Regions from separate parts of the Homo sapiens genome. Here all the other regions are linked to region 3. Evidence: chromatin loops called from intact Hi-C (ENCODE). Cell type or tissue: mammary epithelial cell. All regions are shown on one strand. Links, peaks and the distances in the headings refer to the core of each region. The heading gives the core; the rest is flanking DNA.

Evidence for each region. Hi-C counts contacts between places; a loop is a spot of excess contacts. Peaks named below come from ENCODE experiments on the same cell type or tissue, not always from the same donor. Only the 100,000 strongest peaks of a DNase experiment are listed, where the experiment ranks them.
Region 1: it touches region 3 in a loop (14-fold over the local background); 16 of 110 quality-filtered maps call a loop at or near these places.
Region 2: it touches region 3 in a loop (19-fold over the local background); 6 of 110 quality-filtered maps call a loop at or near these places.

Annotation. Positions count from the first base shown.
Region 1 is chr4:95,164,185-95,172,603 of GRCh38, forward strand. UNC5C (unc-5 netrin receptor C) reads right to left here. Exons shown (of 16, transcript NM_003728.4): 15 at 5,970-6,148; 16 at 1-5,215. The coding sequence ends at 5,050. Among named protein-coding and RNA genes, the nearest start is that of UNC5C, 380 kb to the right of the region's middle. In mammary epithelial cell, for the core only: no CTCF peak of the experiment used is centred there; no DNase peak of the experiment used is centred there.
Region 2 is chr4:96,348,319-96,356,737 of GRCh38, forward strand. The region is part of intron 1 of LINC02267 (long intergenic non-protein coding RNA 2267); the gene reads left to right. It also overlaps the pseudogene RN7SKP28. Among named protein-coding and RNA genes, the nearest start is that of LINC02267, 42 kb to the left of the region's middle. In mammary epithelial cell, for the core only: a CTCF peak has its summit at 4,128 (motif pointing left); no DNase peak of the experiment used is centred there.
Region 3 is chr4:95,505,760-95,514,178 of GRCh38, forward strand. All of the region lies in intron 1 of UNC5C (unc-5 netrin receptor C), which reads right to left. Among named protein-coding and RNA genes, the nearest start is that of UNC5C, 39 kb to the right of the region's middle. In mammary epithelial cell, for the core only: a CTCF peak has its summit at 4,595 (motif pointing right); no DNase peak of the experiment used is centred there; H3K27ac peaks cover 585 bases.

The DNA.
Region 1 (8,419 bases), core at 2,217-7,216, 340 kb before region 3:
AGTTCTACACAAAGCCATCTCCCCACTTTTCAAAAATAGGTTTTTCACACTAGAATTCTGGAAATGACTTCATTTGGCTTTCCTGGCCTGTATGGATATGGGTTTACATAACATTGGTTACAATATATTTATTCCCCCTTATGCCTTATTCCATTAAAAAGAAATAATTAGAGATGCAAAGGAAATCTTCCAAAGTGATCATTACAGCCAGAGATTATACAAATAGATATCTTAGGGTAGAGAAACATTACTTCATTGCCCAGAGGCAAAGTTCTAAAGATTTCAGTCAATACTAGCTCAGCAAGGTTAAAGAATATATAAAAATAATACAAAAAGAAAAATAAAAGCCAAAGAGTAATAGTTGGTCCTATGAGGCACTCGAGAGGTAAAAAAATGTTTTGTTAACTTGAGATAATAAAATATTTTCCTTATTAGATCTATAAAATCTAATGCTTATCAACCATTATCTTGAGCAATGATGTACTGCTTCACAAAAGCTCTTCCATTCTCAAAGAAGATGGATAAAGTCCCATTTCATTTCAGCTGTGTTTCCATGGGACCCCTCTCATTCATTAGCCTTGGGCTTACACTGAGTTCTCCACATGAAACTGATGACTTGTCCAGAACAACTGCCCAGCAAAAGCTAAGACTCATTCAACTTGAAGGCTTGAAAACCCAACAAGTAAACCTTTTCTACCTTCTTTATGCTCTCTTGCAAGTCCTTATATAGGTTTATATTTTCCTGGCCCCATAGGGGCAGACCTTATAGAGGCAAAGACCTTTGAATTCTGGGGAGATGGTGATCACCTTATTAACTCCCTTCTGCATACGTGGATTACAGAGGAGTAAGCAGACCAAGAGCACAGCTGCTGTGATCCTGACAGAGACACACAGAAGGACACGAGACAAGAGCCTTGTTGCTCTTTGCCAGGAGAAGTGAAAAGTCTTGATTCCACCCTCAAAACGTTGACTTTTCAGATACCTTACTTGTAGGAAAAAATACCTTAAAAAAATTACTGGTCGCATAGTTTCAGGGTGTCCTGAACTCAGTCCCCACGACTTTTTTCTCCTGAAAATCGCTCTACTTTTTGATAGTTGAGAGACTTAAATCTATAAAATAGTATATATGAAAATGGCTAATGATTATGCAGTTTGATATTGAACACCTCACCCAAAAGTTGTCCAGTTCTTGAAGAGCCTAACTTGCTCACAGCAGGATGGGGGTTTTCTGCATAGCAGAGGTGACTGTTCATTTGGAAGATGCCGTTTGTGAAACAGCTGTTAGCTGTGAGAACCTTGGTGTTACACAGGTTTGTCATCACCATGCCAGTTATCAATTCTGAATCCAACTTCTATTCCTTCCAGATACATTAAGGAAACTTGAAAGAGTGTGATAAGAAGAAAATAAAAACAGGATGAAACCTCTGCCTTTGGATTCCCAAATTCAGCAGAAAAGAAGCTGCTTTCTTCCCTTTGATTAACAACCCCAATTTTCTCTTCCCTAGACATAGTATTCCATTCGCATATATAAGACTTATTTCTTTCTAAGCAGATACTTCTTACATTTCCAAAGATAAATATTAAGGAACTAAAAGGAGATTTAAAGTATACAAACCCCAATGAAAACCATAAGTGTTAAAAATGACAACTCTTCAAAGACTGTTTTATATAGATTTTACATAGTTCTGTTACAAGAAGCAACTGAAGATATGTTGTGTATGAATGAGTTGATGTACTGGGCTCACAGTGACCTAATATTGAGATGAGTGATGCAAATGAAAAAAAAGTGAGAATAAGAAAATTATAAATTTGAAGTGAAAATTTCCCTACATCTGTTTGTCATAAAGGTCCTTGAACTCTACAGGTTTTCATTCCCTTCGTCAAACACATTCTAGTGAATATTAAACTCAGGTTAGATTGTGTTGTACACCACTAGATGGCAGCATGCACAAATGATAGTTTTTTCTATCCAAATGAAACCAGCCAAACTGCCTCTCCAGCGGTGTAGAAAGAAGCAGGATGTATCACATAGAATGGTTGATGAAGTGGCTTCCTATGAAATGAACTGTTATATCTGGACCTTCTAAGTTTGAAAGCAATCTAACAGCTATTACTTTACTCCAAAGGAGAAGGAAATCAGAATTTGTAGTGAAAATTATTTGGTATAAATAGTGTATGTATGGAAGTTGTCATTCACTTAATAGGAAACATTAAGGGTTCTGACAGATGAGTACCTCACACACGAAATCAATCACTTTTCCCTTTTCTGGTGGTGGGAAGTTGAACCAAAAAAGCATCTGAAGTGAACCCCAAGGGTTCTCAGTGACTTCAGTAAGACAAACAATTCCTGTTTGTGTTCAATAGTTCTGTGTTGGTGACTTTTTAGTCAAAATAAGTTTTTAGTAACAGTTATGGAATTGATTCATGTTCATAGCTACATAGTTGCTCCCCTCTAGTTTTCACTAGGCATAGAAGTTTCTTTGACCATTCAGTTCAGATTCTAGTTCTTGATTTCCATAGATGATTCCACAACCCTGGTACTGATGCGTAATCTTGACAAGTTTATTTCAAAATGTAGGAATGGACAATAGCTCTCTTTCCTCCTCCTCCTTTTAAAAAATGTGTGTGTATAACTGCGTGTATATATATTTGATTTTTAATTTAGAATACAGTTTTACTCATTGCTACAAACATCCACTGAACTTGTTTATAGTGCAATCTCTCCCTTCCCCAGTCAGTGTACAAATATTTTAAATATGGAAATCCTAATGCAGGGGGTGGGCTGAGAGAGATTTTATAGAATATATGTATGTATGTCCAAAACAGAAGATACGGAATAAAAAGCATGAAAGAAAGAAGAGGTTCCATAGCAAGGTATCAGCAGTTCCTCAGGGATGAGGATGGCGGAGGCATCAAGGAATCTCAAGATGCTACCAAAATAGGAGCGGAAACATGGAAAGATGGAAGCACATGTATAATTCAAGTCTGTTCAGCAACTTGTGTGCCTCCAGCCTAAAAGTAAACCACAGTCATGTTCTAAAGGTTCCGATTCATACACATGTCTGCTTGTTCTTCAGTTTTGGTTTTGCTACTGGGCTTTGATTCTTTAATCCCCACCTGCTGAATGAATTGAGTCCTTGTGTTTGTTAAAGAGCTTGTGATGGTCCCAAGGAAACATAATAGTTGTTTACACAAAGTAGTGTGTTGACTAACAAACATTTTGCAGGACAAAAGTTTTTAAAGAGCTAACTAGACAGCTTTTATAAATGCTACTGAATATTATGACAGCAAAGAAAGATTAAGGGTGGGGGGGTGTAGCGTAGAAAAAAATGCACCAAGTTCCTACTGCCAGATAAACTTGTAGGAGTGGTCTAGATATCAAGATGCCAAGACAATAATAAAAAACAGAATTTGCAACCAGTCAGGAAGGCTGGGGGCAGGGGCATCCCAAGAGAGGCTAAGAAAATGATAATAAAGGGATGTCATCTCTCAGTGAACAGCATAATGCAATGATGCAGAGCGACTCAGGCCAAACAAACAACATCATAATGCTGGTTAGAATAATCATCTTCCTTGTCAGAACTACTTGAAAGGCGTAACATAGCCTGGGCAAAAGACCAGCTGATGATTTTTAAATGATGATCCAGGTCAGAGTCCATTGTGGTCTTCAGACTGATGAATGAGACTGGAGGCATCACGGTGGAAGTTGAGCATTTCAGAACTTGGAGATGATCTAATCCCACCCTTTCACTTTCTAGTGAGGACACTGAGGTCGTGTGGTTAAATGACTTTCTCAAGGTGGCGCAACAAGACAGTGACAGACCCACAATGAGAACTGGTTTCTTGATCTCCAGTTTAGAGTCCATTCCTCCAACCACACTGCCTCTAGAGTAGAGCACCATAGGGAGTCGACGTGGGGCCACACAACGGCAATATTAAGTGAACTTAATAGAGAACACGTCTCCTTAAGACTCCTCAGAGGAGAAAGAAAGACCCTGCCTGAGCAAGCTGAAGGAACAGACTGACAAAGCCATTCAGCATTTATCAATCACCTTTCTGGGGTGGAATAAGGGAAAGGTAAAAGGTCAAGGAAGTGATGCATGTTGAATTAAACTGATGACCACACCCACCTTGATAGGTGAAAAGGTGGGACAGGTCTAGTCAATAACCAAATACTAACAAACAGCACTGCTAACAAAAATAGAAATTTAAAAAAATCATTTTACCAGAATACCTGTAAATAATAATAATACCTTTAAAAAAAAACACTTCATATTGCATATTACAAACAAACACACATGTTGTGAAAAAAATGCTTGTTTGTGGGGTTGAACATGAATCACTGTCTTCCCTGCAGTGCTACAGCTTTATTCCCAAAGGGCACCAGAAGGGTCCCTCCAAGGAATAGGAGTCTTAGTTATTTCTTTTTTACACTTAGATTCTCCACTTCCCTGATACAAACAGTAACACTGGTTCTACAAGTTCTAGAAACAGAACACTGATGGGAGGATTATCTGAGACACTTGATGCACACGATTTGTAGCAAAAGTCTGTGATTTCTCTGTAAATTACTAATCTGAAATAGACACAACAAACCGTCCACAGCTTCAACTTCAAATGATTTGAACAAAAATAGAACGAGCCATGGACAGTGTCTGCATCCCTGTCCAATTTGATGTAAACAACATTTGTAGAAATTGGGTTTGTTAAGAAAGTTTATCCATATATCTGGATAGCAATAAAAAGCGTTTCCTAGGAAACTGTAAGATCCTGTACCACACAGCATACAGCCCAACTAAGAGGAAAATTAGGTTGATAGCTAAATTCAAGGTACAAATTTACACAATTTTTCTTAACTCCCGTGATGATGTCCGAGTAAAGTGGGCATGTACATGGGCAGTTGTATCTGTTTTCCTTCTGGCTCCTGCTGCAGTCTTGCCTGTGAAGTGCATTGGTCTCATCTGGATTTCCTCCTCAGCTGTGATTCACCTGGACGGCCACAGACTCCCTGTGCATTTTTGTCCTTCATTTCCCCTTCCAGCATGGTGGTTAATACTGCCCTTCTGCTGCTAAGGACACCACCGTTTCATGTCTTCCCATTTCTTCCAAGACAGCTGCCAGCATGCTCAGGTTTCCATCTGGGAAGTTCTGTGCTTCCCAAAGATCCAGGATTACGCCAGTTGGGCTGGATTTGGTGGCAAAGTAATTCAAGTACCTGTAATTGGGAAAGAGAAAATGTGCTCAACAGTGTGACTTACATATCTATTTTTCCTCAGCTAAACCTTTCTGTCTCTCTACTTGTCTTTAAGTTTCCTGGTCCCATTGTGGCTGACAGTGAGCCATCCTAAATAACTAGCCCATGCTTAATTAGATCAGCCCCAGACAGGGGATGTGATGTTTAACTTTGTGAACCTCAGCTCTGAGTGAGATAATTTAAGAGACAAGATGTCTATGGGTCATATTCTAAACAGGAAATCAAGAGACTTATGTTTTCTTTCTAGTCCAGGCTTGGATGATCTTTGACAGGTCATGCCACATGTTATGTTTGGTAGTGACGGTGACACTCCACAAAGTAGACGCTCCAGAGGTCTCTTTATAACTTAATATCAGTGCTGTGTTGGCATGCTAATTATTAATCAAACATTAGGTCCTGCTCAACTGCAGAGGAGGAGCAATAACTACGGTAGTGAATGGCTATATGATTTGGGGAATTTAGCCCATCAGCTTGGCAAAGTGCATCACAAAACTTGATACTTACCAATGCCAGATAAGCTCAGAATGTCTCTTAGCACTCTTTGCAAGCCCGTAGTGCAAGGTACAAGGACAGAGCTTAATGCATATTTGCAAAATGAAAAATTAAATAGATGTGTGGATGGAAAAAAAAATGAAGCTAACCCTACGTCTAATAGTTATCGGTCCTGGAGGGCACTAACAGAAAGAAGCTAGTCTTGGGGCCAGACCATACCCACCTGTCCAGGTTCAGCTTATGGGCCAGCATCCTCCAGTCATGGCCTCTCGTCTGGGGGGCATCCAGGCTGCTACAGAGCTTCTGCCGGATAGGGAGAGGGATGCTGAAAGCACTGGGCCCCGTGACCGTGGTGATGGTGTTCGCAGGATCCAGCAGCGGCAAATCGATGCCAGTAGGTTCCTGTAGTTCAGGGACAGGAACAACACAGCATTATTTCTGAGGACAAAAGCAATCTCTATTGAACCAATCAACATAATGCCTTGCTTTGAGTGATAAGAAAAGAATGAATGCTGTTATTCTTCTTAGGAAGAATGGCTTCTTCTTAGCCTGAAAGTTGTGCATCACTAGATGTAACCTGGCTCAGAGATAGAGGTACATACATTTTGAGCTAACTTTGCATAGCCTCAGATTTGTGAGTCTTTGGTGAGGACTGGGCTGGATGGAAAGCTCTGGTGTGATTCGATAACAGCTTTACTAATGGGATTCTCCAGGCTGAGAGAGAAGAGAGGGAATATCAGAGCTCCTAAAGGTTTAAATTTCAGGAGAGGAAAATGTTCAAAAGGGCAGTGCTTTGGGAATGAATAGATCTGAGATTCAAGGCTTCTGGAAACAGCCTGACCTTGAGGAGAAAGTCCTGGGCAAATGCTCCAGTAGTTCTGCTAAACTCCACAGAAGATGTCTCAGTTCTGCTTTTGTTGAATGAACTGGAACATAGCTCTCCTCTAAATGATATCAACTTAAGGCTAATTTCTTAAAAAAGAAAATGGTAAACACAGTATATTATTGCCTTAGGGCAAGTTGTTAATGGCATCCTCCAATTGCTGTATATCCTTATTTTTTAAAAATCTAATTTTAGTAGAGAAAACCATAAATTGGCTCTTAAGATAGTCTCAGCTCATAAAACAGCACAAATGCAAAATCTGAATTTCATCTGCAGGAGAAATTCTAATCATTTTCTGATCACTTGTGCTGGTTGGAAAAGCAAAAGCAAATGGTGCCTGGGAACTATTAAAGCAATAAAAGAAAATCTACTTAATCTACTATAAATGCCATCTCTCTCTATTTTTTTTTTCTTTTTTATTTATTTATTATTATTATACTTTAAGTTTTAGGGTACATGTGCACAATGTGCAGGTTAGTTACATATGTATACACGTGCCATGCTGGTGCGCTGCACCCACTAACTCATCATCTAGCATTAGGTATATCTCCCAATGCTATCCCTCCCCCCTCCCACCTCCCCCTACCCCACAACAGTCCCCAGAGTGTGATGTTCCCCTTCCTGTGTCCATGTGTTCTCATTGTTCAATTCCCCCGTGAGTGAGAATATGCAGTGTTTGGTTTTTTGTTCTTGTGATAGTTTACTGAGAATGATGATTTCCAATTTCACCCATGTCCCTACAAAGGACATGAACTCATCCTTTTTCATGGCTGCATAGTATTCCATGGTGTATATGTGCCACATTTTCTTAATCCAGTCTATCATTGTTGGACATTTGGGTTGGTTCCAAGTCTTTGCTATTGTGAATAGTGCCGCAGTAAACATACGTGTGCATGTGTCTTTATAGCAGCATGATTTATAGTCCTTTGGGTATATACCCAGTAATGGGATGGCTGGGTCAAATGGTATTTCTAGTTCTAGATCCCTGAGGAGTCGCCACACTGACTTCCACAATGGTTGAACTAGTTTACAGTCCCACCAACAGTGTAAAAGTGTTCCTGTTTCTCCACATCCTCTCTAGCACCTGTCGTTTCCTGACTTTTTAATGATTGCCATTCTAACTGGTGTGAGATGGTATCTCATTGTGGTTTTGATTTGCATTTCTCTGATGGCCAGTGATGGTGAGCATTTTTTCATGTGTTTTTTGGCTGCATAAATGTCTTCTTTTGAGAAGTGTCTGTTCATGTCCTTCGCCCACTTTTTGATGGGGTTGTTTGTTTTTTTCTTGTAAATTTGTTTGAGTTCATTGTAGATTCTGGATATTAGCCCTTTGTCAGATGAGTAGGTTGCGAAAATTTTCTCCCATTTTGTAGGTTGCCTGTTGACTCTGATGGTAGTTTCTTTTGCTGTGCAGAAGCTCTTTATTTTAATGAGATCCCATTTGTCAATTTTGGCTTTGGTTGCCATTGCTTTTGGTGTTTTAGACATGAAGTCCTTGCCCATGCCTATGTCCTGAATGGTAATGCCTAGGTTTTCTTCTAGGGTTTTTATGGTTTTAGGTCTAACGTTTATGTCTTTAATCCATCTCGAATTGATTTTTGTATAAGGTGTAAGGAAGAGATCCAGTTTCAGCTTTCTACATATGGTTAGGCAGTTTCCTCAGCACCATTTATTAAATAGGGAATCATTTCCCCATTGCTTGTTTTTCTCAGGTTAGTCAAAGATCAGATAGTTGTAGATATGCGGCGTTATTTCTGAGGGCTCTGTTCTGTTCCATTGGTCTATATCTC
Region 2 (8,419 bases), core at 2,217-7,216, 840 kb after region 3:
AAGCATCAGGAAGACATATTTATAGACATATTCAGATATATTTATTTTACAAGAATATCTTGTATTCTTCTGGAAGAATACAAGAAATATAGCTCTTCATTAACATTCTAGATGTTCAAAAGATGACTCCAAATAAATAGCTTACTTGTGGAGACGACAGTATTTAGGGGGCTTTTTGATAGAATTTCAGGCATTCTAGACCCAGATAATCTAAGCTAATCTACATGTTCATTTCGTCTCTCTTCTCAGTAAGATTTCAATGGTGGAAATTGGACTTCCAATACTACATGAGGGAAAGTGTGCTAATGGTTTCTGAGAAAATTTCATTATACCTAAGAATGAAGAAAGAGAAACTCTCTTTTTCACTTAGCTATTTTCCTCTTTGTCTCCTTGTCTTTGGATGTTGCTGTGGTATCCGGAATCTCTCCAGCTATTTGCTGTCAGTCTGAGGTTAAAGTTTACATTGGTCCCCAATGATATTGAGAGCTTGTTTGGAGGTTCTAGCAGGGGAGCACAGCTACTTGTATACACTTGACCGAAGACCAGTCCTCGGATCTATCGAGGATGGTCGTCCTCTTCAACCAAGCGTGCAGCTTTGGGAGGGACATACATGGAGCAGTGAGAGAGGAAGGGGACACCCGCATAGCCAGCCAGATCAGCTGAGTCAACCCTGACAATCAATGGGGTGACAGATGTCACGGCCAGATCACCCTCACATCTGCTCCTCAATGATATTGAGACTGATGTTCATTGCATTGGTCTTGGGTCCTATACCATCTGTAGGCTTCTAATTATGAAAGATGCATTTTCTAAAAATTTAAGGCAACTTGAGTTGGGGATTATAAAATTTTTTTCTAAAATGTATTACCTGATAGGATCTGAAGGTATTAAGAGATAAGTACATACACTAAAATATAGGCATAACTAAATAACTGATGATTTTATTGAGAAAGGAATAATACAACTTATTTATTGGAGAAGACATACTATGTGATATAAAAATAACCAGTATTAGCTATCTTTACTGGCTGTGATAAAAAAAAAAAAAAAAAAAAACACAAAAACCATAGAACACACCAGTCACATTAAAAGTGAGGGAAGAGAGGTTGAAGAAAGTGTTCATTAATTCATCAATTTTCTCACCTTCCACAGAAGGAAAATACCATATACTTTTATCTAAAGTTATTAAAGCAGAGAAAAAAAGTTTAAGTTATGATTTAAAGTAAAAAAAATGATTATTTCTAGCAGAATAATAACAGATTATAACTTTTCCGAGGCAACAGACCGTATAACAAAAGACAGAACAAAAAGAGAAAATGAAGATGTATTAACAAAATGTCAGATAAGATGTAAGAAAGAAGACCAAACAGATGCTCTACGAGTGGCAGAAGGCTCTGGTCTGTCTGCATTTTGTCTGGTGTTGGACAAATCACTTAATCTCTCTAAGTCTCAGTGTTTCATCTATAAAATGGAAGTAATAGTAATAGTAGCTATCTTATAAGGTTGGAGTGAGCATTAAACGAATTAAAGCATATAATGATTAGAATGATGGCTGTGGCTGGGCCAGGTGGCTCATGCCTATAATCCTAGCACTTAGGGTTGCCAAGGTGGGGAGGATCATTTGAGGTCAGGAGTTCGCAACCAGCCTGGCCAACATGGTGAAACCCTGTTTCTCCTAAAAATACAAAAAAATTAGTGGGCATGGTGGCATGTGCCTGTAATCCCACCTACTTGGGAGGATGAGGCAGGAGAATTGCTTGAACTCAGGAGGTGGAGGTTGCAGTGAGCCAAGATCGTGCCACTGCACTCCAGCCTTGGTGACAGAGTGAGACTCCATCTCAAAAAAAAAAAAAAAAAAAAAAAAAAAGAATGGTGGCTGTCACATAGTAAGCTTTCAAAAACAAGTTAGTTATTTATTGTAAAAGGTTAGCCATTCTTGTGGTGGCTCATCACAAAAGAGAGCATTGATTATGATTCATTCTTGGGTGACAAGTCGCAATATTATAAAGCTGCCTATTTTCACTAAACTGATCTCTTAATTCAACACAATTACAATCAATATCTTAACAGACTATTTTTATATGTCATAAAATTTAGATGTATTTCTGGTTATGTATACATGTCTGTATCCAGCTATTTTTATTATTATAGTAATCCTATCCAGTTAGAAGGGAAGAAAGCATTAAATATCAATAGAGAAAATACGGATTTTTTTTTTTTCTCAGCAAATGCTATTGAGTAACTGGCTAGACATTTGGAAAATAAATCTTTTATCTGGATTATAACAACACCTCCTAACTGATTTTCCAACTTCCACCTTACTGATTTTTGGATTATTCTTAACAAATAGGCAGATAATCACTTCTCTGCTCAAAACTCTTATTGTTGCCCCACCTCACCTGGAATATATGGCCTGCAGAACTCTGTAATTTGGTCCCTCTTTCTTCTGTGCATTACCCTTTCCATCTTGCTGAGCAGCTCCTGCTCCCTAGTCCCCTGGTTGTACTTCAAACACAACAGGCTTGATTTCAGGCCCTTGTGCTCCTTGTTCTCTCTACATGAAATATCATCTTCTTTCAAAACCGAATTCAGCTTATTCCCTCACCTTCAGGGTTTTTACAATCTCACTGAGTGTGCTAATGGAAAAACTCTTATAAGTAATTACTGCTCTCTCAGCAACACATAATGATATAAATAAATAAACAAATAAAAAATTTAAAAACCTGATTGTAGCTTAGTCTTTGGGAGAGCTTTAAGGGAGAGTTTAGACTATTTTAGGGTAATTGATATGGCAGCCTGATTAACTTTGGATACTATTTTCTTGAATTTTCCCAAATGTGTCTTTTCAAGCATTATTAGCCACGTGTTTGATGTTAGCATATAAAACTGACATGTCTGATTTTCCAATGATCTTGATATATCAAAAAAACTAATCCACTAAAACAAAAACCTGACAAAATTATGGTGATGATTACATCGTGAAATGGATGATATTGTTTTTTTCCCTGAAAAGATGTTATATAGTTTGAACACCCACCTATCTATGCACACACATATATATAAAGCTTCTATATGTAATTACACACATATGTAATTTTAAGACGTATGCATATTAATTTCAAAGCAAACAACTCGAACATGTGAGAGCATAATAAACACAAGTACTATTTTAATAGCAAGTATTTATAAGTTTATATAGCAATATAACTATCTGATAGTTTCATTATGATTTATATTTTTTCATATATTTCAAGATTAGAATTTTCATTAATTTTGGTTGTGAGTGTTTGACATTTTCCCATTTAGCAATGATTATTTTTAGGGTCTCCTATCCAATGCTTATCATATAGGCAAAATACAGAGAAGAATACACAGGATTACATGGCTACATGCATAGGAAATGCTAAAATTGTGAAATGCATATGTTGCTTGTCTCAGCTATTTTCTGGTCAGTACAATCTCATAAAAGACTATGTGTAGTTCACTACTGCATTTAAAATTTCTTAAAATTCTTTCAGTGTCCTTACAGGAAATTTTAATGGAAACAGTAGTTTGCAATAAAATTCTAGCAATTTTTAAAATGGCAGTTTTTTTTTTAATAGAATGTATTAAAAACAGAAGACATCCTTTGAACAGACTCCCTGTTCTTTTAGCACCATCTTCACTATAAGTTTCTGTGAAATCATACAGCTTCTTGCCATCCTCACAGGGGCCTGACTGGACAATTGATGCTTTCAGACACCTGCTGCTCACACATCACAGTGTGGATAAAACCTAGTTGATTGTAAACCCAGAAGTTGCAGCCAGAATGCTTTCACAAAGGTTTTGTTTTTGCTGAGTCAGTTGAGATGTTTGCAATTGTCTGATGTTTCAACTTCACAGCAACTTGATAACTCTTCTTATCAACAGCACAAACTCATAAGGCAGACAAGAATTTCCTGTTATACGTGTCATAAACAGTAAAGTTCTGTGTGGATGTGAGCACGAGCACAGTTAAATCATATCATTTAACATAGAATCCAAAAATGTTGGATTGCATAATTAATCAATTCCTTTTTTTTTTTTTTTTGAGCACCTACTAACTGCCATGAGGGTGTATGGCAATTAACAAAACTGAGAACGCCCTGCCCTCTGGTGGGAAGTCAGATAATAAACAAGTAAAGGGATGAATGCAAATTATGTTAAGCACTTAGACTTCTTTTTGATGGGGTTTCCAATATGGAATCTTCTAAGATCACATTCTAGAAAAATAAGTCTCTCTCTTTTATTCTTTTTTAAAAGGGACTCGAATATCACATGGTACATTGATGTTACCATTTCCTAAATAAAGCTATTTAGGAATGGAAAACACACAGTTAAGCTACATTTTAAAATTATTTTTACTTGACATGTAATAATTGCACATATTTATTGGGTATAGAATATTTTGATACATGTATAAAATGTGTAATGATCAAATCAGGGTAATTAGGATATACATGGCTTCAAGCATTTATCATTTCTTAGTGGTGGGAACATTCAAAATCCTAAAGAGACTTAAATGTTCTTTAAATATTTAATCAAGAATACCTCACTGACCACTTAGTGTTCCATACACCTATCCATACAAAAAGGATATAGTTAATAAATAGATTGAAGATCAGATATGTATACCTAGAGACATTATTCCTCTTCAGATACCAAGACGTTTCTGAAGCTGTCCCTTTCATATAAGGCCAGACTAAATATATACTTGAATGAAGAAATAAACCAATGAATTAATTTTAGAAAACATGTAATGGATATGTTAATTCTCATCTTTGAAAGAGTAAATCAACCAGTTCAAGTTAGACCTATTGTCTAAATTTTAAATGGCAAAGAGAATTTTTATCCCTACAATAAATACTTGAATAAGCCACATGTTTTCCTGAAACAGTTGGATATGTATAGTATTTACCATCTCAATGGCAAATGTAAAAGGAATAGTATTTGAACGCTTTGAGATCAAAATATTTATGATTTATATTTAGGTTAAATAAAGCTAGAGTTATTTTTACTTGAGGGACGCACTTATATAGAGTGCATTAAGTTATTTCTGACCAATTTTCCTCAAGTGTAAATACCAATGAATGCATAGACTTCTTTTTAACATATTGAAAATTAGCCTCAGAATAGCATTGTTTAGCTTTGAATTTGCAAAAAAGTTACATGCATTTGATTCAAATTATATAAAAATCCATATCTGATATATAAATATTACATGTAACCACAAATGGCATTCTCCCAGTATCTTGTATATACTTAAATTCCCAATAAATAATTTATAAGGCTTAAATTTTTATTTTGAAAAATCATCAAGAGTGCTAGAAAGCATGAAATATTATGAATTAAGCTTACTATTCATGACAGAAAAATTGAAAGGGCTATGCTATTCATATAAAAATTAGTGATTTTACTTTCAAGGAAAATAATAAGTTTCACAGGTATTTTTTTATGGTGTTTCAGATGCATTTTATCAATTGGAGTCTATTTCCATGTTTTGGAAAGAAGATGCATCATTACTTGATCAATAAGCAGTAAGTCTACTAGATGTAATTATTTAGTTATTTCTGTCTTCTTGGAGTACTCAACTGCTTAATCAACCTAATAGGTGAAATACACGTGAAACTGTAGGAGAACAATTCTCAACCTTTTTCTCCTCATCCAGGGAGCATGGATTCCCTCATTTTTTATCCACTGCTTATGCTTTTCATGGCTTGGAGCTGGGAGTATGGGCTGTTCTCAGAGACTCCAACACATAGAAATTCACTGGAGCTATGGAGTAGAGATAGTAACTTTGGAATGAAGAAAGAAAGGAGGTTCCCTCAGACACTCGTTCAAAGATAACCACCTGAGATGTTTTGCAGTTCCCAGGCTAACATGCAAGTAACACCATTTACTTTCACTTTCCGATGCCAGGGATTTGTTCAGCTGCTATCATGTGCAGCTGTAACTGTGATTTCTTTTCTCTGGCCTACTTGGGAAGAGAATGAAATCTTTAACTTTGAACAAAATCTCCTCCCAAAGCACACAGGTCTTTTTGAAGTTTTCACATGCAATGTACTCTCACTTTCAGGGTCTAATCTTACACATATGCCATTTGAAAATTAACTATGTTCTTTAGAAATGTTCACCATCATTAAATCAAGCTTTTCTTATAGGAGGAGATAGCTCTGTAGACAAGGGCAAAGCAGGGTATGGAAAGAACAAGGGGTGCTGAAATGGAAAGGCAGTGAGTTGTGGACTTAATTTCTTTCCCAGAGCTTCCTCTGAGGAGTTAGATTTAGAGATGTGAGAAACTCACTAATTGTAAACTATTTGCCAAATCCCCTTAATGTCTGGTAGAGTTAATAATTTCTTTACATTTAGAGATTTAGATTGATTGAAGTTTTTTGCTATAATAGAGCAATAATCAGTATTTGCAATAAAGCTCTGCAAATTTGAGATCTGTCCTTAGGACAGATTCCCAGTTGTAGAATAACTAGTTCAAAGGGCTTGATTTGTTTTATTCATGCCACTTCATGTATATGTATTACTCAGATATTTTCTGTAGATATTCTTATAATTATATAAGCAAGCTGTGAACATATTCAATCTACAGTATTCTGATCAGAGTATTTTGATGTGAAAACATTTCCATTAATTTGATAAAGAAACTTAGCAAACACTTCTCTACTTCTAGCAACAAAAAAGTAACACCCTATGATGATTCTAAAGAAATGTGTAAACTTTTATTTCATACTTTTAAAGCAAAATTAAAGTAATAATAATAAATGTTGACCTTCCTAAATAAAACATGGTCTAAGATTAATAAAATTATCCTGCAGAATAGCCATTCATGTTTGGTTTCCTTAGCTTTCTATTCCTAGTGGATTTTTTTTTTTTTTTTTTTTTTGCATTAAGTGGTGGTAGCCTTTAAGAGAAAAGCTTGCAATTTATGTTGTAGTAGCAACTAAATAACTCTTTAATAGATTCCTTCAAACTCAACTATATAGACTATGTCAACGTAACATTGCAATTCATTTGCTATTTCTCTTACTGCTTGTGTGTTTTGTGTTTTTCGCTTTGTTTTTTGTTTTTATAGACTAGCCCCAAGCCCTCTCATTATAAGATTTTTTTTCTGGATAAAAATGCTTCCCTGTCTATAAAATATGAGTTAAACCTTTTTGTCTTACTGGATAGATTGAATCCTTTCACTACTAGGTGTATTAGTTTCTATGTTGCATCATAACACCCCATCAAAAACTTAGCAGCTTGAAACCACATCTATTCATTATCTCTCTGGTTTGGAGTCAAAAGTTCAGGTCCTCTGCTCAGGGTGTCCCAAGGTGGCAATCTAAATACAGGCCAGACCGCTTTCTTTTCTGGTACTCCGGATTCTTTTCCAAACTCATGTGGTTGTGCTGAATTCAGTTCCTTATTGTTACATTGACTGAAATTGTTACTTCCTTGCTGGCTATCAACCAGGAAATGCTCTCAGATCCTAGGAGCCCCCTTATACTTTGTTGCCTGTTATGTGGCCTGCTTAGGGGTCATTAAAAACATAGCTACTTATTTTTTCAAAGCCAATAGAAGTTCTCACTCAAGTAAGCTAAAAATGGAATGTATAATCTAATCATTCAAGTGACTATCTCACTACTTTTTCCACCTTCTATTGGCTAGACACAAGTCACAGGTTCTATTGCACTCAAAGACTGCCATCTTAGTAATCTACTCACTATAAGAGAAAATATGACAGCATTTTACTGCCCTGGGATCTGTCAGGTGAACTGTTTCATACTTTCTCATTCTGGAGTCTTGCGGTGCATCTGTCACTGTACTACACTGTCTTACCAGAAAAAGAAGTCTGGTCAGCCTGTGTAGGCTGGTTTTCTAAATATTTGTCATTATTTGTTTTTTTCTGCATAATCCAATCACCTTAATAATAATAATATTAATACCTAAACTATACAAACAATTTTCTAATTTATGAAACACTTTTATGTAGCTATTTTACTTCTTTAATTCTACTTTCCAAGAATTTAGTAAATTTTAGTGGTATTGTTACCAGTGCTCCTGGGTTCTTATAACCCCCCAGGATAGAAATCAAGAGAGACCACCAGACATAGCAGCAAAGAGAAACAGAAAAGTTTATTTAAAGCTTGTGCACAAGGAAGTCAGCACCGTGAAAGGACAAGGCAAGTTGCTCCCTGGAAGATAGTATGTGGGTTAGTTTTATAAGTCTTTCTATAGGGAAAGGTTTCACCAGGCTATGTATAGGCGGGATTTCTCTAGCACTTGAGCAGTGGCTTTACATGATTCTTCATACATTGCATATAATATTAACATTTTAAATCTCCATCCCTGGTCATGACTTTTAGCATTAAAATGAGTAAGAGGTAACTACAAGTTGAGGTTTAAG
Region 3 (8,419 bases), core at 2,162-7,161:
GGGACTGTCAATTTTTAAATACAGGAGATGTTGAAAAGGCAAACACCATAGTTTCTGAAAGAAATGAGAATCTGTCTTCTAGAAAGAGTAGGAGTAAGGTCACAACTCTGATTTATCTTGTCTTTGAGGAAGACCAAGAGTAGATACAAAGAATACAAGACTGAACTCATTTCAAGGGTAAAGAGTAACTCTAAAGGGTTTTTTTTATTGAAAGTGCTACCAGAAGACTAGAAAATATGCTGACATGTGCCTTTTCTCTTAGTATCTGGAAAAAAGAAAAGGATGAGAAAACATGTTTTTTAAAATTTACATCATCCATCTGATTTTTATTTTCATTATGAAATCTCAATTTTCATCTTAATCTTAACAGGTGGGGCCATTTATTTTTATTACTTTCTCAGGAAATGTAGATAAAAGTAGACAAGATTCTATATATCATATAAGAATAATCAAAAGTAAATTGGAAGTAAAATCACAAAGTTGTTGCAGAATATTCAACTCTGCGGCAACCAGTTCAGGGCAATAGTGCTATGACAGTATTTGTATTTAGGATGTTGCTTTCTTATCTGCCTCAGATGAGTAATTATCATAAATTACCACATTTGACTGATGCCCAATAGCACAGCACATTCCAGTCAAAATATGTCACCAAACCACCAACACTGCATGATGGTTTTTGGCTCTAGGTGATAGTGATGTTAAGCATAATACTCGGTAGTAATTTATCCTGTCACTCACATATTTAAAAGTTGCTATTTTGAATGGTCTTTGATGTAATAATATATGACGTGTTACTTTACATTTTTAAAAAAGTCGTCATGTTGAGTAAGGCTAATTTTTACAGAGGCGGGGAAGAAAACCCTAGCAAAATGGCTATGTAGTCAGCCCAGACAGATGGTAAATCTGGGAAAAATTAATCAGTAACAACCTTAGCAATCTGGGGTTGTTAAATAGCTGTACTGCATTAAGAAAACTAATAAATACTTTCATATATATACACACAATATGGTGATAATAATATATATATTATATGCCAATGATAATATCCAGGATACATCTGATTTTCTTTCACTATTACTCTCTTCTAATGCCTTCACTTTTTGATGTTGAGGGTACATTTGATTTTAAGGGTTATTTATATTAATAAATGTAAGTAAGATATTAATAAATATTATACATGCAAGGTATAATACAAATAACAAATAATAAATAGTATGTGCATATACACAGAAACACACATATACACTAAATGACTAGAAATTGCACTTAAATCACCTGAAAATCATTACAATTTTAGAAGCAGAGTAGGAAGTCAACAAACGTCCAGGAATTTGATAAATGTGTTGCATTCTTCAGTTTTCCAAGTTTTTACTCTCATGAATTTGAAACTATCAAACATACTTTTTTAAATGATGGGAGAATAATCATTTTCAATTCTTCTTTAATATAATATCATACCAAGTAAATTAATCAGCAGATACAAAGGAAAGTGTTTATCTATTTAAACTGACCAGAAAAAATGAGCTAATGAGGCACCATTAGATAATTAGGATAGATAAACGACAGCTGCTAACTCTGGAATGACTCACTGAATTCTTTTTAACAACATCTAAACAGTCCAAACCAATGAGATGGTTTAACTGCCACCCCTCTTCCTGGTTCTCTTTTTTGTCCTTTTTTACAGTGTTGCATGTCATCATTTTAAGGATATTTGTCTACATGGCTCTGCAACATTACAATTTCCTTTTTAAAATATTAGTTTCCTCTCTGATTTTTCTTCCTCTACACACTTGTAGCACTTAGCGGATCCCAAGACCCATTCTCTAGCCTCAGCTCTTCCTGTCTCATCCTTGTCCTGAAAAAATTCGTAGCCTCCCCTGATCACAACCATCATGTTGGTGCTGAAGACTCCAAGTCTCTATGTATAGCCATTTATTCCTCTCGATATAGAGTCACATAATTCTAGTATGCTGACATCATTTCCAACTAAAGATCTTCAAAACTCAGACTCATCGTCTTCCCCTATGACTGTTTCTTCTGTATGAGTTCCTCAGTTTTGTCAGTGGTATCATAATTTCTCTGTCATCTTGTTGTTAATGCTACCATCAGCTAAAACGCATACAGGGAACTCCACTTCCCTGGATCAATGTGAAGCCATGAATTAAGTCAAATGTTTAGTATCAATGTTACCTTCTTTGAATCTCTAAACCTCACCCTTTTCTTTCCATTCCTCTTGGCATCCCATTAAACACTTTAGGATCTCACACTTGGTTTATTGGAAAAGCCTCCTGACCAACCAATTTTTCTTCCAGTCTTCTGCTTCTTGGATCCATCCTTCATATGGTTCCAGATTAATCTCCCTATACAGGATACTCTTTATACCATAGAATAGGGTTTAAAGGCAACAATTCTGGAATTACACTGCTTAGGGATCTACACATGCCAGCTCCAACATCCACTAGGCTATAGACCCTGGGAAAGTTAATTGACATTTTGTTCCGTTATTCTCTACCTACACCAAAGGACTGTTGAGAGAAATAAATGAGTTAATACAGGGAAAGCACTTAGAAAAGCTTCTAAGACAAGTGCTTAATAAATGATGGACATTATCATCTATTTTATTAAAAACTTGTAATGGCTTCTTGTACATTATATGATAAAGCCTAAATCCCTTAACCTGGCAATTAGACTCTGTACAATCTGATCTTGTTATTGGCTCAAATTCAATAAACAGTATTTGTCAATATGAATTCTCTGCTCCAGACAGGCTGAACTAAAAAAAATGCCCTTTGAAATTATGTTTTTATTCATGCTGTGACTCATTATGTCCCTCTTTCTTTGATGTGTTTTCGTTTCTCTCCATTTTTACTGTTACTCATTTTTCAGTGACTTACTCAAGTCTAGTTTGTTCCCAAAAAGGAAAAAACCAGATCAGCATTTGGTATTGGTCAAAGTTTCTAGAAAAAGGAATCCTCAAATAACTTGAGAATGAGCTGTATGTTATAACCCATCTTGGAGATTAATATTACACATTAATTTTAATGGGCCTTGAGATGTCCTACAGTAAAGAATATTTTTAATATAGTATCCCAAATTTATTGGAGGAGTAAACATCTTCTTTCTTCCAGAAACTATTAGAAATCTAGACATGAATATTCTAGATTCAGGAAGAGAACTGAAAATCATTTTAATTTTGAAACTGGTGTTACAGTCACAATTTCCTATGGAAATGATATGTAGCATTCCTACATAATGCTGAATTTCAAAAATGAGTTTAAGTAAATCTGGGAGAATTGAGTGAAAAGCTTAATTTTCTAACAAGTAGGAATTTTGACATATATAAGTGGAATACCAAAAATAAAAAATATTTAATAACATCTGATTAAGTTTATTCTCGATTATTATCACAATTAAAAACTTTGAAGCCCAGAGAAAATTTTTTTGTAGTTTTTTTCTAGTAACCATACATTTTTTTGCAGTCTGTACCTATACTTTTCAATATAACTATTAATGTTATATCTGATGATAGTAAGTCAGAGTATAGTGCAATACAGACTAAAGTTTTGATTCCTCACAGAATCTTAGTCTATAATTCTATGCTCCTTTGCACATATTTCAGCCCTCAACTCCTAATTTCTAGGCCCTGAATTGTAGCTAGAAAAATTCCACCTTTATTTCTATTATATAAATCATAAACTAAAATAAAGAAAGATGCTAAAATCAACAAATAAGATGAAGAAATTTAATAAAAAATCTGAAGCTTGACATCCATTCTTTTACATAACTGATTAAATGCCTGTTGCTTAAAATATTATTTAAAATGTGTGTACCCTGTTATTAATTCATTTAAAAATAACTGCAACTACCTAGACTGAACACAATTACTAGATAATTAGTGAATTCTTGAGAGAAAAATACATTTCGTGAAATGTGTTTATGTATGTTCATTTAATTGTATTCTCAGTATATTATTATATTTGATGTTAGAGTAGCAGGCCATTTTAATTCAAATAATTATTTGCATAATAGTAATCAAATATAAACAATATAAATAACATGAAAAGGTAAGTATTAATCAGCCACACTAGTATATAAATTGTCAGTAGTTTCCTAAGTAGCCATAATTAGAACATTCCAAAAGAAGAGTGCGTTTGCGTTTCACGTCGATAATTACAATATTGTTAGATAGATTCTGTTTTCCATCTGTGAAACACTTGACATGTAATAGAAGACAGGAAAAACAATTTAAAGTCCTCTCCGTATTTTACGTAAGGCACAGAAATTGGAAGTATAACTAAAAAACAATAATATATGGCTTAAAATATCAATGTCATATATTAAATATTTTCATTTTTCTAAAAGGTAAAGTCCTTTTATTTCTAGTTTTCCAAATTCTCTTTGATGTTTCACCATAAAATTTTAAAATGGACAAAAGAAAGCTTTATTAGACATATGTTTATTAAAAATGAAAATTATTTTACCATCCATTTGTAAATATTTTACTATAAATACTTTACTATTATCAAGTAAATATTTATCTTTCAAAGGCCAGGATTAAAGTTCGCTAAAACAGACCACTAGAGGGCAAGCCACACTCTGCTCTCAGTTATAAATACGTGAATGACTATAGCTGCCTTAAAAACACTAGCTATAGCTAATAATCATTCTTTTTTTCCTTAATTTTTTATTCAAAACTATTTTTTCAGTGCCCACTGTGTACCAGCCACTGAGAATACAGAATTAAAGCAAGTCATATACATATATCTCTGTACTAGTTCTCTCTTCATATACACATAGGCATATAGATTTGAAAATGGTTTTAATACATTCCTTTAATGTTATTTAGTCCTTCAGAATTTATTATCTTTAAATTTTTACCTTAAGGGTAGTGTGCTGTAGAAAAATCAAATAACCAGACTTTCCCAGGCAAGTTGTCATACAGTAACTTGGACATCTCTGACACTGAAAATCAAGGAACATCTTTTGGTATAAAGTACATTAATGAATGTTATATAATCTCCATAGAATGGGAGTTTAATAAAAGCCTGTGGAATATTCTTCAACACTGTCCGAAATTTGCCTCGGCATTTTCCTAACTTGGTTTGTCCCTTCTTTTACTGGGCAGAACAGGATCCACATATGAAGAAAAAAGTGGTTGAGTTGTTGTCAGAGACAATTAAAGTCTTCTTCAGGTCCCCATTAGCTAGTGCCCTGAGAAACGGGTGGAATGATTTCATAATTTCTGTTGAATATAAAAGGACACTGATACCCTGGGGATATTGATTCAGAAAGACAGAAAGAATAGCTGGGAAGCTCTTTCAGTGATAGAGAAGTTAATGATTTTGTGATTCATCCAAGAGAAATGCCTTACAACCTTTGATAATGGCAAGGCAGATAGTGCCACTGCTGACCTTGTCAAATTAGCAGAAGCTAATAATATCAGGGCAGAAGACAAACCTAAGCACCACAAAGGAGAGTTTAGCAACACTTGCATATTTTTAATTGTATTTGTCGGGGGGTTCTTTAACAAAAGATTGCTTTTGTTAATATCGGGTTAATATCAGGATCAAAGTGTTAATATCAGGATCAAAGTGTTTTCTGACGTCAACATTTTTATGGCAGGCTAGACATAATAGAAATGCTCTGCTGAATTATTAGGAAAAATGGAAGCTGCCTCTCCTCCACATGCCATTAGTATTAAAAGTGTTAAATGTCCAACATAATTAAATTACATGGAGGAAAACAATGAACACCAAGATACAGAAATTGATAGAGAAATGTTGAACCACCAGAACACAATCCACATCTCTTCACTTAGTAGGTACACTGATTCATTCCTTCAGCAGATACTTGCATAACCTCTATTTAGGTTTCATGGATACAACAGTAACCAGATCTGCTCTCAACGCAGCTTTCATTTTAGCTAGGTCCCCTGCTAGATGCATAGGAGATAAAGCTGATCAACACTCCCTTCCCTTGAAGGGTTTTCTCGTACATGTGGGAGAAAGATGTCGACATTCAGACCAATGCAATGGAAAAAAAAATCAATACAAATTTAAATATGTACCAATTACTGTGGAAATGAAGAGGTGGAAGTTTTCTTCTGAGGAAGTTGGGGAAGGGGCTACATTCTGGGTATTGTCTGGAAGAAGATTCAAGGGAAGAAGGTTGCTTTGTTCAGATCATCTTGTTTTGGCAGAAACTTGAAGGGTATGTGACTACTTGTTAGATGCGAAGGAAGTAGCATATCAGACACTGGGCACCAAGTGCTGGGAGAACATGGCACTGTAAGTGGAATATGGAAATGAAAATGGGTCTGGAGAAGGAGGCAGGAGGCAGGAGCGAGAAGGTGGAGGACCTGGCATGCCCCATTCCTACAGGGAACTGTGATTTCCTTTAAGTTGGCGATAGGAAACATTTAAAGGTTCAAGCTGGAACTTGATGAGGGAACACACGAAAATTGTGCAAAAATAAAGTAAAAAATCATTACTTTTGTATTTTACATACATATTCATACACACAGGCACACCACTCTGATGAAGGTATGAGAAGTGGATTGGAGTAAGGCAATTATTCTTAGGCTTACAGATCATCGGGATTTTTACAAAGAAACTGGATGGACTATTTTCAACCAAACAATAAGAATTCCTCACTCACAGCTAATAATTGTTTAACCCTCTTCTCCCAGAACGATGTGTTATGGGAAACCAGGCATGGTTCTGAAAAGAGAGTTCATGTATAAAATAAAGCAATGAGAGGCCTTCACCTTTCATTCTGCCAATCTTTGGGCATTCAAGTTACCCCAGGGAGGAGAGTTTCATATGAATAACTAAATGACTTAAGTGCATTTAAATTGATATCAATTTTACATAACAAAATCTCCTAAAATTTACCATCTCTGACATTTCAATGGGGTTCAAAGATTTATTATATGCAATTATATGTTTTGTTAATAGCTGTGATAAATTAGATTTTCAACATTTTTATGCCAGGTTTATGGAGACAAGTTTATATGTTTGTTACTACTAAGCAAAAGTAATTTTTTTATTTTTAAAAGTTTGTTTAATTGATAAGAAACTAAAACAAAAATTAATTTCCAGGTAATGAAAATTATTAATCAGAAGTATTAATCCAGTAATGTAGTAAATATTTTTAAGGACACAAAAATACTTGATAAATTAATTAATTTACATTACAGATGCTCTGCATCTACGTGCATTACCGCCTGCAAAGATGTCCTTCAACAACAACAACAAAAATTTTCTTGGTAGCAGTTAGCATCACAACCTCCACAAGTGGTTTGACAAATCTAGGTCTCGTCATGGTTGCTAAATATGTAAATCATACTGAATGACCGAGGCTAAAAGCAAAGTGACAGTTGACTGTGACTGCCATTAACCATGGATTACATCCCGGCATGTAATGCAATTATATGGCAGGAAACAACTAATGTGGGCTGCTCTGGTGGGAGAAGGGAGAAAATATTGAATTTTTCTTTGTAATCTATTTACATCTTGCAATGGGAGCATTAGTCAGATTAAGGTTCAGAATGCCAGGCGCACACCAGCCCAGTGTGCTAAGTGGTGCCTTCATTCCTAATGTGATAAGAAGGTAATGGTTGGATAAACAAATACATTCTAATATACATTGCTTCCACTGATGTAGACTGAAATCTTTTAGAAACATAAAGATCTGTCAGCATTATTAAGTATGACCTCTACTTTTCCTTTCCCCTCATTAATAGACAAATTTTGCTGAAATTTTCTTAGTAAATCATATTAATTTCCTCACAAAATTCAAGCTTAATATATATTATCAAGACACATGAAGACAACACATTAAAATGTAAATTTCAATTATTTTATTTGTATTGCTGAATATATAGACATACATAGATAGATCACATCAAATTTAAGAGAGAAACAGGTGAAGGAGGGGCAGGCATTAACGCAACAGCTTTAGAGCAGGCTGGCAAAAGCCTTTTGAATATTCTGGGAGTTTGAAATATTCAAACTTCGATATATTTTTCTTGGACGCTCATGTATTGTCAACCATCATGACAAGTCTCTTAAATGTATGTCTAACTTATTTGGGAAATTCATTTGTTTTGCGAATACATAGATTTTAATTTTAGAGCTCATAAATTGCTTAACCTAACTTTCTTTTAAACTTTAAAGCCCATCACTTGAATAATTTGGGGTTATATAAAATATGTGCTACCCCATGATCTGGGCAGATGGTATACTTCAGAATCAATATCAAATTCGCTAAATTAGCCATAAATAAACTCCCTGTTTCTCAAAGAAGCTTTCTGAGAATAACCAGTGTTGTCATTTCCACAGTAACATTTTCCTCATTTTTCCATCGTCTCATTCCACAGAACATGTTCATACAAGATAATTGTTCAAAAATTGTCAAT